Linked DNA regions of Homo sapiens: region 1 is linked to region 2. Evidence: chromatin loops called from intact Hi-C (ENCODE). Cell type or tissue: CD4-positive, alpha-beta T cell. All regions are shown on one strand. Each heading gives the region's core, and the rest is flanking DNA. Links, peaks and the distances in the headings are about the cores only.

Region 1 (8,337 bases), core at 213-8,212, 200 kb before region 2:
TTCTTGATGCAGTTCCCCTGCATCAGTGACCCCTCTAGCCCAGCCACACTTGCCTTGGTCTTAGGTTCTGGAGAAGGAGAAGAAACGTAAGAAGCGAAGTGAGGATGAATCAGAGACAGAAGATGAAGAGGAGAAAAGCCAAGAGGACCAGGAGCAGAAGAGGAAGAGGTAAGGTGGGGCAAGCAAATGAGATTAAAAAGTTAGTGGCCAAGAAGTTGGGGGTGCACGCCTGTAATCTTAGCAATTTGGGAGGCCGAGGCGGGTGGGTCACTTGAGTCCAGGAGTTTGAGACCAGCCTGGGAAATATGGCAAAACTGTCTCTACAAAAAATAGAAAAATTAGCTGGGCGTGGTGGCGGACACTTGTGGTCCCAGCTGCTCGGTAGGCTGGGGTCGGAGGATTGCTTGAGCCTGGGAGGCAGAGGTTGCAGTGAACCAGGATCGTGCCACTGCACTCCAGCCTGGGCGACAGAGAGAGATCCCATCTCAAAAAAAAAAAAAAAAAGTAGTAAGTTCCAGTGGGACTGGGGAGAGAAGTAGAGGGTAGAAGGTGGAACCAGCGCTGCTTATTGATGTCAGGTTGTTCATGGAGAGTGTTCCTAGACCTGCGGGGTTTGAGGATGAAGATAACCTGGGTAGGCTGGGCGCGGTGGCTCACGCCTGTAATCCCAGCACTTTGGGAGGCCGAGGCAGGCGGATCACGAGGTCAGGAGATCAAGACCATCCTGGCTAACAGTGAAACCCTGTCTCTACTAAAAATACAAAAAATTAGGCTGGCGTGGTGGCAGGCACCTGTAGTCCCAGCTACTTGGGAGGCTGAGGCAGGAGAATGGCGTGAACCCAGGAGGCAGAGCTTGCAGTGAGTGGAGATCACACCACTGCACTCCAGCCTGGGTGACAGAGTGAGACTCCGTCCGTCTCAAAAAAAAAAAAAAAAGAAGATACCCTGGGTAAAAGAGAAGGAGAGCGAGTCCTTCTTGTGTGCTTTTGACCCCTCTACTGAAGAAATGCTAAATAGTAGGAACAGCAACCCAACCACTGAGGGTTTTGAATATATACTTCAAAATTCTAAGGGAAAAACCTTCATGCTTATAGTTGAATTTATAAGGGTGAGTGATGTGGAAAAGAGCGTTGGGAAGCAGCGCCTGTTTGTGTTCTAGTCTGGGGACTTGGTCTCGTTTGGAACAAGCAGCAGTTTGCAAAGGCCTAAGCCTAGTGCTTCACTTTGACTTAGTGGTTCTGTTTCCTTTTCTCCGTAGTTAGAGGCACGTGATGGGGCTTCCTTGCCTTTCTGTCTCCAAACTCTTTCTCTCTCTTAACTGCTGTGGGTATTTTAGAAGGAAGACTCGCCAGCCAGATGCCAAAGATGGGGATTCATACGACCCCTATGACTTCAGTGACACAGAGGAGGAAATGCCTCAAGGTGAGTGAGCCCACTTACTGATGAAAGAGGTTGTTCCTGTGACTCTTGGACTTTTCCAGTTGCTCTGTGCACTTTATTTTCTTGTGGACTCCTGTTTGTTTGGCTCCCTGCTTGGGGCCTATGTCCAAGAGGTTTGTCCCAAGAGAGCTTCAGGGGAAACTTTGGAAAAAGCTTTGCTATATTATATACACCTCCTTGATGAACTGTGCTGTGCTGTTTCACCTGGTATAAGCATTTCAGATAATATATACATTGAGGGTCTCCTGCCTGACTAAATTCCTTCATCATCCAATGAAGATTTCCCTATATCCTAATTGTTCTGCCTGGCCCCATAAGAACCCTAGGAAATAGGAGTGTTCAGCAGGCTGAGTGAGAGATTGGGAGTGGAGATGATTTCTCTAGTGTTTGTGGAAATGGCTTCACCTTGCTTATCTTCCCCATCTCTACAACCATCAACCCTCTGAAGTACACACTCCAAAGACGGCAGACTCACAGGAGACCAAGGAATCCCAGAAAGTGGAGTTGAGTGAATCCAGGTGAGTACGGATGTTGCTCCTGCCCCTTCAAGAATTCTGTGTATCGCTGAGGAAGGGACTTTGTTCCCTTGGAGAGGGTGGGAAACAAACTGCTGGTCATCAATAGAACTCAAAACTAGAGGCCTGCAGCTTTTAACATTTTATATTCTCATTTAATTTCAAACTTACTGAAAAGTTATGAGAAAAGCATGAAGAACTTCTGGATGTCCTTTACCCAGAATCTTCAGTTGTTTAAATTAATAATTCTCTCTTTCTGAGAGAGAAGAGTTTTACAATAAGGATAAAACTTAATGTCTTACTGTAACCTCAGATTCTTCTTGGTGGGATAGATACATTTTGGCCATTTGTTTTTGAAATGAAGAATTTTTACCACCAGGGTTTTAGGAAACATTTTTATCTATGAATTTTGTTTACTGGACACCAAGAAACTCCATAGCCAAGTTTTACGTTTTTTCTTTTTATACTTTAAACACATAATACAGTGTATTTACTGAAAAAAATTTGAAACACATTGAAAAGTATTTAGAAAAAAAATTAAAATCAATTGTAACTCTATCCCTCAAGGACAACCATCAACTGTATCTTAAAATGCTTGAATCAGCTCGTATAGATCTCACTTTTTTTTTTGAGACCGGAGTGCAGTGTTTATTTTTTACTTTTTTACAGTGTTTATTTTTTACTTTTTGTAGAGACGGGATCTCACCATGTTGCCCAGGCTGGTCTTGGACTCCTGGCCTCAAGCAGTCCTTCTACCTGAGCCTCCCAAAAGGCTGGGATTACAGGCATAAGCCACTGTGCTTGTTTGATCTCATTCTTTTTAATGACTGCAGGGTTTCCATGGTATGGATGGGTAAAAATTTAATGAAATTCTCTGATGATAGACATTTGGGTTGTTCCCTGTTTACAGTAAAACAGTATTAAATTTATCAGTGTGCACTCATGCAAGTATAGCTATAAGGTGAGTTCCTAGAAATGGGCTCCCTGGGCCAAAGGATATACGCTTTTAAGGGTTTAGTAAGTGCTGTTAAATTGTCCCGCATTGACGCTGACCGGGTTACTATTTTACAGTGAATGGGAATGCCAATTTCCCACACGCTAGTACAATAGTTTAGCTTTAAAGGGGGCTCCTCAAGGGTAGCACTGCCATCAGAGGCAGATGTGTGTGTGAGAAAGAATATTGAGGGGACGCCTCTACTGTATTAATACTATGGATTTTCCTAGTATAGCTGTTTCCTGAGAGCATTTGGGTTTGTTTACTCCTCTTCCCCCTTTCTTCTGTCTGGGGCAGGTTGAAGGCATTCAAGGTGGCCCTCTTGGATGTGTTCCGGGAAGCTCATGCGCAGTCAATCGGCATGAATCGCCTCACAGAATCCATCAACCGGGACAGCGAAGAGCCCTTCTCTTCAGTTGAGATCCAGGCTGCTCTGAGCAAGATGCAGGATGACAATCAGGTCATGGTGTCTGAGGGCATCATCTTCCTCATCTGAGGAGGCCTCGTCTCTGAACTTGGGTTGTGCCGAGAGAGTTTGTTCTGTGTTTCCCACCCTCTCCCTGACCCAAGTCTTTGCCTCTACTCCCTTAACAGTGTTGAATTCAACTGAAGGCGAGGAATGTTGGTGATGAAGCTGAGTTCAGGACTCGGTGGACCCTTTGGGAATGGGTCATGAAAGCTGCCATGGGGTGAGGAAAGAGGAGACAGTGGGAGAGGACAATGACTATTGCATCTTCATTGCAAAAGCACTGGCTCATCCGCCCTACTTCCCATCCCACACAAACCCAATTGTAAATAACATATGACTTCTGAGTACTTTTGGGGGCACAACTGTTTTCTGTTTGCTGTTTTTTTGTTTTGTTTTTTTTCTCCAGAGCACTTTGGTCTAGACTAGGCTTTGGGTGGTTCCAATTGGTGGAGAGAAGCTCTGAGGCACGTCATGCAGGTCAAGAAAGCTTTCTTTGCAGTAGCACCAGTTAAGGTGAATATGTATTGTATCACAAAACAAACCCAATATCCAGATGAATATCCGAGATGTTGAATAAACTTAGCCATTTCGTACACATGGTCTTAATAGTCATAGTGTGTTTTTTATACATAACATTGAATTGTTTTCCTTGAGAGCAATCGTGCAGGGTTTGCTGCTCCCGCATTTGCAGCAAACTACCACAAGGTGGCAGCAGCCTGCTGTGATCTCTGGGGGTCATGTCTTCTCTAGAGGCAGTTTTCTTCTTCAGCAGCACCAGCGTTTATCAGTCAAAATTGATAGTATAGACCAAACCCTGCCAATTTAAAATAGCTAAATGGCCACGGGAGGCTAGTGAGTAAAAGTTCAGGAGAAGAATTGCCCCTCTGCCTGGCGCTTTTTGCCTGAATCTAAACTTATCCTTCATAAAGATAGAATACCCGATACGTCAGACACCTCAAAATCCTGGGAGTTCTTGCCCATAATGAGATCTTGTTACAGTATCTTTTTTTTTTTTTTTTTTTTTTTTTTTGAGACAGGGTCTCGCTTTGTGCCCAGACTAGAGTGCAGTGGTACAATCACAGCTGATGACAGCCTTGACCTCCTGGGCTCAAGTGATCCTCCTGCCTCAGCCTCCCTAGTAGCTGAGACCACAGACACGTGCCATCATGCCCCGCTAAGTTTTTATTTTTAATTTTTAGTAGAGATGAGGTCTGTCTGTTGCCCAGGCTGGCCTTGAACTCCTGGACTCAAGTGATTCTCCCATCTCGGCCTCCTAAACTGTGAGATTATAGGTGTGAGCCACTGTGCCCAGCCTACAGGATGCTTTTGAAACTACCTGGGTGTCCACTCTTTGGGGTTGGTTAGCCTGTTTGCACAGAAGCTTGTGATGGGGCCAGGGCGGGACTTCTGTCCTACCGTTATATGGTTTGAATAGCTTCTGAAGAATTTTTCAAGTTACTTAGAAGAATCATGTGACTTTATGGGGGGCCTCGGTCACATGGACCGGAAGCTGCTTTCTGGTGGCAGATGTGGCTCTGAAGTTGTGCCAGTTCTTGGCTGTAAGATTGCTGAGGTATTTTCTTTTCCATTTTTGCTGAGGGGTGATCCTTTACCACAAAGCAGGAGATATTCTTTGGTTCGTTAGGACAAAGGGATTTTTTTCTTAAAGGGAGTAGTACAAAATTATTGGGGAATTCTGTTTTATCTGGGATTTTTTTTTCCCCCTCACTGATGCGAGCGAGATCTAAGTCCTACTGGAAGTGGTCTAGAGAGCACAGTTTCAAAAGAGAGTGCAGTGGTACCAGAAGGAAGAATTTGCCATTTGTTGAGCATTGGCAATAAGTCAGAAGTTGTGCTAGGTATAGCAGTGGGTGCAAAAGTGGCGCTTTCTGCTCTGAGGCTTCTAGGCTGGGGATATGTCAATATGTTGGTGAAAATTTCAAAATATAAAGTGTACAGCTGGGCACGGTGGCTCATGCCTGTAATCTCAGCACTTTGGGAGGCTGAGGCAGGCGGATTGCTTGAGTCCAGGAGTTTAAGGCCAGCCTGGGCAACATGGCGAGACCCTGTCTTTATTAAAAAAAAATTAAGTATGATTATATACCAAATGAGGGCACACACAGAGATATAGGAATCCAGGGAGGACCATGAGGATGTCAGGTGCTACTGATGGGGTACAGCTATGAAGAACAGTTCTAGGAGTTCTTAGGGATCTCCTCAAGTGATTTGTTCTAGAAAGGCAAACATTCTGTCAATGGGACTCTTAGTCTGTCCTTCACCTCTGAGGAAACTGAGGCACAGAGTGGGGGGATATGTGCACCTACCATTGTGATAATAGCTGTAATATCAGGTTGACTTTGCTGACCATTTCATCACTCTTCAAGCTAGTCAAAAGAATAGTAGGTAGAAGACTATAGCAGCCACAATAGATACTAATTGTATTAAAATAGCATGATTCAACCTTTACATTGAGTTTTAAGAAACTTGTTTATGTAGTTCCCAGCTTACAAGAACAGAAAAGAGCTGGTAAGCTTTTCCAGGATAGGTTCTTGCTTGTTGACAGGTGATCCACTGCAGGACCTACTGTGGGGACCTGAAAGAGGCTGCTCAAGTGGGCTGACATGTCTCAAGTCCAGTCACCCCTGAGGGTATCGCTGTTGCCACCCTGCAGAGATTGCAGTGGTGACCCAGATTCACCAGAGAAAACTGCTAAATTATCTGCGTGCCTCATTCCAAAAGAGAAGTCTGTTTACATTTAGGTTTGTGGTCTGAAATACTGTAGTTAAAATAATTTGGGGAGCTTAGAGAAGTAAGTTTTTGTATCTTGAAAAATGGCACCTTATTCCTTAACTCCCCTGGATAAATGAAGTGGCAAAATGAAAGGGTGGTTTTCAAAAAGGACAATTTGGTAAGGATTGTTGAAATTGAATCTCTTCTCCGCCATTTACCGAATAACTTCAGGTAAGTTTTATGCTACTCTTTATTTCAGCTGTAAAATGGGGATGATTCCTGCCTTGTAGGATGCTTGTGAAACATAATTGGGAAAGCAGATGGCAGGTTCCCACCTGGTGTATTACTACTTCATGGCAGTGGTTTTGATTACTGCAAGTTCGAGGGCCCATTAAAACAAAGTGATTCATTTTGACAAATGTTTATGAAACATGATCCTTTAATCAAAACCATTTACAATGATTTCACCCTGGCTGCATTCCTGAACTCTCATCTCTTCCCTGCCTTTCCACTCTCTGATGGTTCCCACATTCCGGTCAGTGTGGCTCTGAGGCAAGCACTTCCCCCAGAGAGGACCCTCTCGGCGCTAGCTCGGCAATGCATTTTTCAGCTTTCTCCTGAGGACAGTGTTACCTCACAACAGGGCCGGGTGGTAGGAAAACATCAAGGGGGATAAAGAGGAGAAAGGTTCACAGAAACGAGTGAATCTGCCAGCCCTCTCTTTCTCATGTCTCCTGAGGAGATTTCAGACTACACCAGTTGTCCTAATGATTCTGAGCTTGTGAAGTGAGCTCTGCCTGGAGGGTTTGGTCAGTAGAATATGGCAAGCACAAGAGTCACCTGTGTGCTGGCTGCCTCAGGTGCTCAGCCCTAACAAGCTCTGTGCAAGCTCTTTCCCTTCCTTGCCATCCTTTCCTTTCCCCACTTCTCAAGAGCCAGGTAACGCCATGTCTGCTGTACATGTAGGGAAGTGGGGAGGGTGGAGCGTTAAACTCTGGTTGCATAGGAACTCTCACCTGAGAGCCAAAAGGTTGGCAGGGTGACATGAGCCCTGCACTGGTAAGCAAAGGCATGTGCATCTGAGTTCCTTTTCTGACACTAGGTACCAGAGTTAACATGCCAAGCTAGGCTGGCCACTTAGAGGAAAGTGCATGGTTTCTACATCTGGAAAAGGAGGTGGTTGAACTACGTGATTTCTGAGGTCCCTTCTGGTAATGAATGTGATTTTCTTTCTTTCTTTTTGAAATTGAGATAGAGTCTTGCTCTGTAGCCCAAGCTGGAGTGCAGTGGTACAAACATGGCTCACTGCAGCCTCAACCTCCTGGGCTCAAGTGATCTTCCTTCTTGAGCCTCCTGAGTGGCTGGGACCACAGGTGCACATCACTCTGCCCAGCTAATTTTTACATTTTTTGTAAGGACGGTGTTGATGTTGCCCAGGCTGGTCTCGAACTCCTGAGCTCAAGTGAGCTTCCCGCCTCAGCCTCCCAAAGTGTTGGGATTATAGGCATGAGCCACCATGCCTGGCTATGATTTTCTTTACATTCAGTGCCAGTTCCACCCACAAGACGTTAGCACTGGCACCACTTGATAAAACCTGGGTTGGACTGCTTGGAGAGGCAGGTCAGAATGAGTTGTTGGTCACCATGTTAAATATGCCTTTTAGGGACAGTGATTTCTATGCTTCCTTATTTTGTGGATAGTGTCCCAGGATGTTGCCAGCTATTTCAAGAGATTTTATTGAATTTCTAGAAACACTTTTTTTTTTTTTTTTTGACACAGTCTCACTTTGTCTCCCAGGCTGGAGTGTAGTGGCATGATCTTGGCTCTTGGGTTCAACTGATTCTCCTGCCTCAGCCTCCCAAGTAACTGGGATTACAGGCGCTTGCCAGCATGTCTGGCTACTTTTTGTATTTTTAGTAGAGATGGGGGTTTCACCATGTTGGCCAGGCTGGTCCCGAGCTCCTGACCTCAGGTGATCCGCTCGCCTTGGCCTCCCAAAGTGCTGGGATTACAGGCATGAGCTGCTGCACCTGGCCATCCTAGAAACACTTTAGAACAAAATTAATTTTAACTCCATTTTAAATTCCTGAAAAGTAAACCTGGTTTACTTTCTTTTTCAGGTCTGGCGCCTTAGTGATATGTCTTGGATTCTGGCTGGTCCGTTATTAACCAGCATGTAATCCTAGCTC
Region 2 (8,337 bases), core at 260-8,259:
CATATAATAGGTGCTCTGTGAATGTTGAAAAAAATTATCAAATATCTACAACTATGTTAAAAGTTTAAGAACTTCATAAATTTTGTTTTTGATCTGTGTAATTTTGAATGCATAACAAAAGAATGTGTTAATCTCTACGTAAAGCTGATACAAAATTCCAGTGCTAGTGTAAAAAAAAAGAAATTATAAAATAGTGGGTTAAAAGCAGGGGGTTATTATGGTTTAGTGGTGAATTTTGGTATCTGAGTGTAAGGGATCAATCTTTGCCTCCATATGTCTCCTCTGCTTTGTCTCATGGGCAAAAAGCATTATAAAATAACCTCCTAAAATGTCTATTTTTCAGGGGTAACCATTCATCATTAGCTTTTGTACCTTCAGTTTACACAAAATGCAACTCCTCTTTTCTCTGGAGGGAATGAATCTTAGAAATGTCAAAGCTTGATCGTAGGAGAGGAAAGAATGAGATAAAGCTAAATTCTGAGGACTATGTGTCATATTACTGTAGGTAATTTCTTTTTTTAAATTTTTTATTTTATTTTTTCTTGAGACAGGGTCTCGCTCTGTCACGCAGGCTGGAGTGCAGTGGCACCATCTTGGCTCAGTGCAACCTCCGCCTCCTGGGTTCAAGCAATTCTCCTGTCTCAGCCTCCCAAGCAGCTGGGATTACAGGTGCACACCACGGAACCCGGCTAATTTTTGTATTTTTAGAAGAGACAGGGTTTCACCATATTGGTCATGTTGGTCTCAAACTCCTGACCTCAGGTGATCCACCTGCCACTCGCTTCGGCCTCCCAAAGTTCTGGGATTACAGGCCTGAGTCACTGTAGGCAATTTTAAACAATCAGGAGCAGCATGAAAGAACTGGGTATGAGGTGTGAGGTACATGTGGGGAAGGAGCATTCAGTGTGGGAAAGAGTGGGAGGGTCCTAAAGACAGTGAAATTCATTCTTCTGCTTAGAGCAAATTACAGATTCATATGGGTGAACTGAAGCCTTTCCCAGTGTACCCAAAGTTGATTCCTCCTTGTGTTGTAACTTACTGTTCCCTGACTTGTCAATATTGTCCTTGAGGTCAGGAGACAGATTTTCTGAGAAAATGTCATGGTACTAGGGGCTTTTGCTGATACCATGAATGATTCCACATTTCCCCTTCCTTTCAAATATTGATCCTCGATAATATATACTTCTGGTCTTTTTCTTATTATGTGCATTTTTAAATAGTTATTACTAGAAAAAAATTCAACTGTTGCTGGACTTAGAAAGTTAAAGTAAGAAATTATTAATATCTCCTATTATTATATTATTATCTAGGTCATATTCTGGTCTATATTTGGAAGCTTACTTTTTTTTTTTTTTAACTCTTGCAGAAATATTATCTGTGTTTCCAGAAACTGGGAGCCTTGGGGGAAGAACAAACATCACAATTACAGGAGACTTTTTTGACAATTCTGCCCAGGTTACCATTGCAGGTAACTATGATGAAATGGCTGAAAATAGTTCATAGTTTTAGATGCTCTAGGAGATTATATGTCTGTATGGCATGAGGGATGCAGGAGGAAGCAAGCTTTGCCCCTTCTGACTCATCATGTTTGATAAGTCATGTGTTTGGTTGAGACCAGGTGGGATTTTGGTCCTACAGTACATGGGTCACAGGAATGGAATGTCCTGCAGACACACTCACAATGCATAGGCAATTCCCTCAGGTGCCCCTATCTTGTGAGTGAAGAGAAAGAAAGAAATACAGCTCCTTCTTGACAAAGGTTTACTTCTACTAAAAACAGCCCCTCTCTTCACTCTCCCTTGTTAGCTGTCTTGATATAGACAAGCAGGAGTGGGTGGGCATTTGCTATGCAGATTACTCTGGAAATCCCCCGCACCCCAACCTTGGCAAACCCTTTTATGGACCTGTCTAGAGCCTTTTGTTTTGCCAGGTCCTGTAGCAGGTGGGATGCCTCTGTAGTTGGTGACACCAAGGGTGTCCTCACACTGTCATGTCACACTTACCTCCCATGCTCAGTTAGGTGGTTCAGTACGTCCCCAATGAAGAGCACTCCATTGCATGGCTTTCCTTCTGAATACTCCACGCTGCCCTATGCTCTGCTGCTCTGCACTCTCTCTTTTCTCCTTCAATTGGGGTGACAACTTTCGCTATTCCATCCACACCCAGCCCTTTGCCTTAGAATAGGAGCCTGTCTACTTCAGTCTGGTCTTGCCATCACATCTCCCGACTGCCTCTCTCTCTCTCTGTCTCTCTCTCTCTCTCTCTCTCTCTCTCTATATATATATATATATATATATATATATATATATAATTATACATATACCCACACACATATACATATATATGTATACCTACACACACACACATACATAAATTTCTTTAATTCGCTTTAGGCATTCCATGTGATATTAGACACGTGTCTCCCAGGAAGATTGAGTGCACCACTCGGGCTCCAGGAAAAGATGTGAGGCTCACCACCCCTCAGCCAGGTAAGGAAGCCACCAGGGCTGTTCAATAAACTCTGAATATCTTTAATCATGATGGGCTGGCGAGTAGAAATAAAAGTGTTTGAATTCTTTCTCATCTATTTGACTGGCTTACTCAGTGAGCCCTGGGTCCATGATACCATTGTCAAGGCTCTCCTTTCAGGAAGGCTCTTAGCTTTATTCAGGTGCTTAGTGACATTGCACTTCTAGCTCCAGCCAGCTGTATGGCCAGTGGCGTCCAGAAGAGACCATGGTCTAGAAAGCATAACTGCCCTCAAGATATTGTTATAGCTACTGGAAGAAACCCCCAAACTGCCCGCCTTCATTCAATGGGTCAGTTGCACGTCCACTGGCTAAGAAGACAGGAGCGTTAGAGTGTGCTCTGCTATGCTCAAAACAACAGCATTAGACAAGGTCGGAGAGTAGGGCACAATGGGATGCATTTAAATATGAATTTTTCTCTCTTGTGGGCATCTGTCTGCTGCTTTGAGAAACAGGGATATATTGTGATGTTGCCACCAGGTTATGCCTGAAGTGGGCAGAAATGGAGGAGGCAAGGGAGCTTCCAGCTGTCCTTCTCTGTTTAAAGCATCCACCCTACAGCAGCAAATTAAGAGCACAATACTGGAGCACTTTTCTGCTGAGCATTAGAACTGAAGGCTCAAGTGTAGTCAGGGATGAAGGGCAGTTGGTATGTTACTCAGCCAAGAACCACAGGCTGCACATCTGTGCCCAAGGGCCTGACTTAATGGTTAAACTACAGGCAGCGAGAGTCAACTCTAGAGGCACAGCACCTACAAGGAAAGTTGCCCAGCAGGGGAAGAAACCTTTCTAAAGAAAGGGCATTCAGGTGTGAAAATGCATGCAAAGTTTTGGCTTGAGAATTCTCCAGCTCCCAGATCTGCAGTTTTTACTCAGGGAAAGCTTCCATCCAAGGAAACAAAACTACTGAAACAAGTAATCAAGATAATGTGTGTTTCCTGTCAGGAAATAGAGAGTCTGCTCCCTTTTTCAGTATTTCCTGCTTTAGCTACTTGGGTAGTGGTAGGATAATTTCCTGAATGCAGCTGGTTTGACAGTTAGTGTTGTCCTTTATGAAGGGCTTTTGAAGTTTCTTCCACAGAAGCTGGGCGAATTACTATGGAAACCAATTGTTCTCAACCAGGGGCAATGTTGCCCCTCGGGGGACACGTAGCAATGTGTAGAAACATGTTTGGCTGTTAGACCGGAAGTGGTGGTGGTGGTGATGATACTGACATCTAGTGGGCTGAGGCTGGGAAGGCTGCTAGACATTGTGCAATGCATAGGACACCCCCTCACAACAGTTACCCAGCCTAAAATATCAATAGTGCTGGGGTGGAGAAACCCTGGTTTAAAGTAATATTTTCAAAATATGCTCTTACTTTTCTGTTTATTCCTTATCCACCTCTCCCTTTTAGGAGTTGTTGAGGAACAACAGTATTAGTTTAAAATAATAATTACCATAATTACCTTTATTGAGCACTTACTGTATTCCAGGCTCTTTGAGTATATATTTTCCCTTGGTCCTAGTGTATTATTGCTATTTTATTATTGGTCCCATTTTGATGCATGAGAAAATGAAGATGCAAGGACATCAAGGAATTTGCTCAAAGCTACACGTCTAGCTGGGATTCCAGAGTTTTGCCTTCAGCCCAAGTTAGCATTCAATATTGATTGCACCTGTGCCTTTGGCCTCAGGGTTTGCTTAACACAAAATATAAATTAATACAATATCATTTAAAATGTCACATAATAGCAGCATGCCACATATTTGGCTCTGTGTGCAGGTCCACAAATTGAGGCCATGACACTTGAGAAACTTAAGGATTGCCAATGTTATGGGGAAAAAAGACTTTAGAGAATTGAATTTCACAGCAGAACTGGGACTTAAAAGATACTGAAGCCCACTTCTGGCTTTGGGAAGCACAAAGCCAAGCCACGTCACCAGCACACAGTCACATTGTCCTCCTTTTACTCAGCCTCAGCTTCTGTTTGCTCATTCAATTCACATTTTCTCCAGGACTTGATTCTCTTTTCTAGGAACTCTTGCTAAAAAAGGCTAACTCCTAACCCATGGAATGTTTATTACTTTCCGGAACATTTGTATTTCATATTAACTACAGAACCTTTCATATAACTACTCTATCTGGCTCTAGGTTGACTTACCTTTACAGGTAGCATCTGGGTCATCTTTCACCTTGTAATTTAAAATAAAGTAATTCCCCAATTTGGGAAGGTGCGCCCTGTAATGTTTATGCGATCTACATGTCTTACAGGCAATCGAGGGCTTCTTTTTGAAGTTGGAGATGCTGTTGAGGGACTGGAACTGACTGAAGCCACCCCAGGGTACAGGTGGCAGATTGTCCCTAATGCCAGTTCTCCATTTGGGTTTTGGTCACAGGAAGGACAACCTTTCAGGTATGTTGTAGGAAAAGTGGGAGCCCACATCAAAAGCACCTTTGCTAACCTAGGTGAGGCTAGGAGACAGATAAGGAAGGTATCAAGATTTCCAGGAATTTATAACACTAGCCAATTCAACAACAACAGAGTTTGACAGTATTCTCAATCAGTGTTGGTCATGCTAGTGCAGGGACAAATTTTGATCAATATGTAATATGTATATTTTCCACAACTTAGTTTACAATCTGTTTTGGAGATGATTATCAACTAGAACATTGAGCTGAGCAGGCCAGGAGACTGGAAAGACAGCAGAGTAAAACATGCTTTAGGTACCTGGTTAAGAGGTAAAACTAACATCTGGTTGATGCCAAAGAAAGATCCAAGAATTTGCCCTTTGGGTACATGAGGGAGCAAAGCCTAGGCAGCATGCTGTAGGAACAGCCTTCCAGTGCTGAAGGTCAACCCAATGGCCCTTGTATAGTAGGGGAAGCTCTTGCGGGTTCTGTGAGACATTGTTTTCAGTAGTAGTGATGGCATCATGATTCTAATTTTCCTGTTTAATGGTGTGTAATTCCTTTAGTCTTTTTAGTCCCTTCAAGGATGTAGCCAAAATTTCTAGTATTCTAAAGTAAACTTAAAAATATAAAAGCTTGAAAATTGCTTAGACACACTGTTTCCTTAGTGTGTTCTCAGTGTATATGTTGAAGGATGGATCCTTTACTGAATGATGGATCTCTTTTCCCTTTGAAATCCTTCTTAGAGAGGATGACTGTGACTCATGAGTGTGAATTTCAGTCAGTCTGTGACCTCCTCCAAATATTTTACCATTTTATTAGGTTGGTGCAAAAGTAATTGCGGTTTTTACCGTTGAAGGTAATGGCAAAAACCGCAATTACTTTTGCACCAATCTAATAGATTTCAACTCAGTTGTGTAAAGAAAAGCTTAGAGAATTTTTAGGCATTGAATAAGCCAAGTAGGGTTGGTAATCTGTGAGCAGGAAAGTGTCTCCTGAAGCCTTACTTACTAGGTACTTAACCATGAGTTTATGGTTTTAAAGTGGCAGTTAAGGCTGGATGCTATGGCTTGAGCCTGTAATCCCATCTACTTGGGAGGCTGAGACAGGAGGATCGCCTGAGTCTAGGAGTTTGGGACTAGGCCCTGTCTCTAAAACGTAAAAAATAAAAAATTAGCCAGGTGTGATGGTGTGCACCTGTAGCTACTTGAGAGGCTGAAGTGGAGAATTGTTTGAGCTCAGGAGTTAGGGCTGCAGCGAGCCATGATCACACCACTGCACTCCAGCCTGGGCAACAGAGTGAGACTCTGTCTTTAAACAAAGAAACAAATAAACAAAAATGTGGCAGTTAATTTGTGGTCCATTGTAGCACCTAATAATTCATATTTATCATAGTTTTTAACGACCATTTAATAATGTTCAAAGGAAAATCTTTCAGCTGCATTTGGTGTATTTGGGAGTGTTAAGGAGTGAGTCAGCCTACCCCAAAAGGCAAAAGAACATTTTGACTTCTATAGTAAGTGTTGCAGGGTATGTCCCTTTAACTGCCATTTTGAGGAACCACAAGCCAGGTAGTAACTAATTTTCCATTCCCTCTCTCATTAATCTCTTTAAAATCTAAAAATTTTAAATTAAAAAATTAAAATATTCATTTATTGGTAAGTTAATATAATTATATTGTGGACTTTTAAAGTAGTTATGTTTGAAGCTATTTTTAGGTATGAAATTATCTCAAAAATAAAGATAATGTATGTACATTAAAGCAAAATTTAAAAACATCTTTATATTGATCATCTGAAGATTTAAGAAAATAGCATTATCAGAAAATATTCTTGGTATTTATTTACAGAGTCTAATCAGTTCTTTAACTATATCTGCCTATAATATTAGGTTGCTGGAATTTAAATATTAAAAATATTATCTTTTAAAAAATGTTTTATGAAATTGCCTGTAATCTTCTTCAAAGTTGCATTTGATGGGTTTTAATTTGAAATTGTTGACATTTTGAATTGACGCTTATCTGTGGATCATAATATTTTTAATTAGAAAAATGCTCTCTGCAGGTGTTGAGGTAGCTGGTAAGCTCAGAGCAAATTCTCATAAGCAATCTGTCTTTATTTCTAATAATAAGAATAGTATTTACTATAGATTGAGCTTCTACCATGATCCAGGGCTTGCAATAGCTGTGTTAGGTGGTTTTGTCAGCTAAGCTTCCGTATAGCTGTGTGCTGTGGCTACAACTTTCCCAAACATGACACAACAGCAAGGGTATTTGTGTCCAGTGTAGAGATGTATTGGGCTACTGAGACTAGGCAGGTGCTATATCTCTTTCTAGAATATTCTGGACAATTGTGTGGCATAAGAATCAGGTTGTTCTTCTTTATTACCATAAAAGAAGACAAAGTACAAGGGCAGTCATTTGTTGGTTCAGTGATTCAGGCCTTGGTTACTCTTGCTTGACTCTATGTTCTACTTTACAGAGCACGGCTCAGTGGGTTCTTTGTGGCTCCAGAGACAAATAATTACACTTTCTGGATTCAGGCAGATAGCCAAGCTTCCTTGCATTTCAGTTGGTCAGAGGAACCAAGGACTAAGGTATTCACTGTCTTCTCATTTTCCTTTTCTCTGTTGCCAGTCCCATACCCATGAAGAAAGAAAGAATCAAAGTTAAGGCTCTCATGTTTTACAGATAGTTTAACATGCCATTGGATGATCAGGAACTTTAATTGTTGAAAAAGAACTTGTTTGAATGTGAACGTACTATTTATTGAGCATTTACTGTAAGCCAAATATTATGCTACATCTTTTATAGACCTTGTCTCTAGTTTTCACTGCATCTCTGCAAAATGTATGTATGTATGTATATATGTATATATATTATGTATGTGTTTGTGTGTATATACACATATATACATAAAGATATATGTATGTATCTTTTCCACATGAAGAAATTGAGGCTTGGAAAGATTGTGTGGGCCAGGTGTGGTGGCTCATTCCTGTAATCCTAGTGCTTTGGGAGGCTGAGGCAGGCAGATCACTTGAGCCCAGGAGTTTGAGACCAGCCTGGGCAACATGATAAAACCCTGTCTCTATTAAAAATACAAAAATTAGCCAGGCATGGTGGCGCATGCCTATAGTCCCAACTACTTGAGGGGCTGAGGCAGGAGGATCACCTGAGCCTTGGGCAGTCGTGGCTGCCACTGCACTCCAGTCTGGGCAACAGAGTGAGACCTTGTCTCAAAAAAAAAAAAAAAAAAAAAAAAGAAAAAGAAAAAGAAAAAAAAGAAAGATTGTGTGCCCAATCCACTTGGATAGCAAAAGGCACATTGAGGATTCAACCCCAAATTTACCTGACTACAAAACTTGTGCCTTTTCCACTAATTTTGGGTGGAGATGTAGGCAGCTGTATGTAGGAA

Evidence for each region. Peaks named below come from ENCODE experiments on the same cell type or tissue, not always from the same donor. Only the 100,000 strongest peaks of a DNase experiment are listed, where the experiment ranks them.
Region 1: a loop joins it to region 2, with 16 times the contacts of the local background. A loop is called at or near these places in 22 of 110 quality-filtered maps.

The regions. Positions count from the first base shown.
Region 1 is chr6:52,259,696-52,268,032 of GRCh38, reverse strand. MCM3 (minichromosome maintenance complex component 3) reads left to right here. Exons shown (of 17, transcript NM_002388.6): 14 at 65-168; 15 at 1,337-1,422; 16 at 1,889-1,958; 17 at 3,247-4,018. The coding sequence ends at 3,445. Among named protein-coding and RNA genes, the nearest start is that of IL17F, 19 kb to the right of the region's middle. RefSeq lists a silencer at 3,244-3,663. In CD4-positive, alpha-beta T cell, for the core only: CTCF peaks have their summits at 3,918 and 4,120 (motif pointing right); a DNase peak (open chromatin) is centred at 4,132.
Region 2 is chr6:52,059,107-52,067,443 of GRCh38, reverse strand. It overlaps PKHD1 (PKHD1 ciliary IPT domain containing fibrocystin/polyductin), which reads left to right. Exons shown (of 67, transcript NM_138694.4): 12 at 1,367-1,468; 13 at 2,394-2,489; 14 at 4,784-4,925; 15 at 7,402-7,516. Among named protein-coding and RNA genes, the nearest start is that of PKHD1, 24 kb to the left of the region's middle. In CD4-positive, alpha-beta T cell, for the core only: CTCF peaks have their summits at 3,556 and 3,770 (motif pointing left); a DNase peak (open chromatin) is centred at 3,733; H3K4me3 peaks cover 514 bases; H3K27ac peaks cover 586 bases.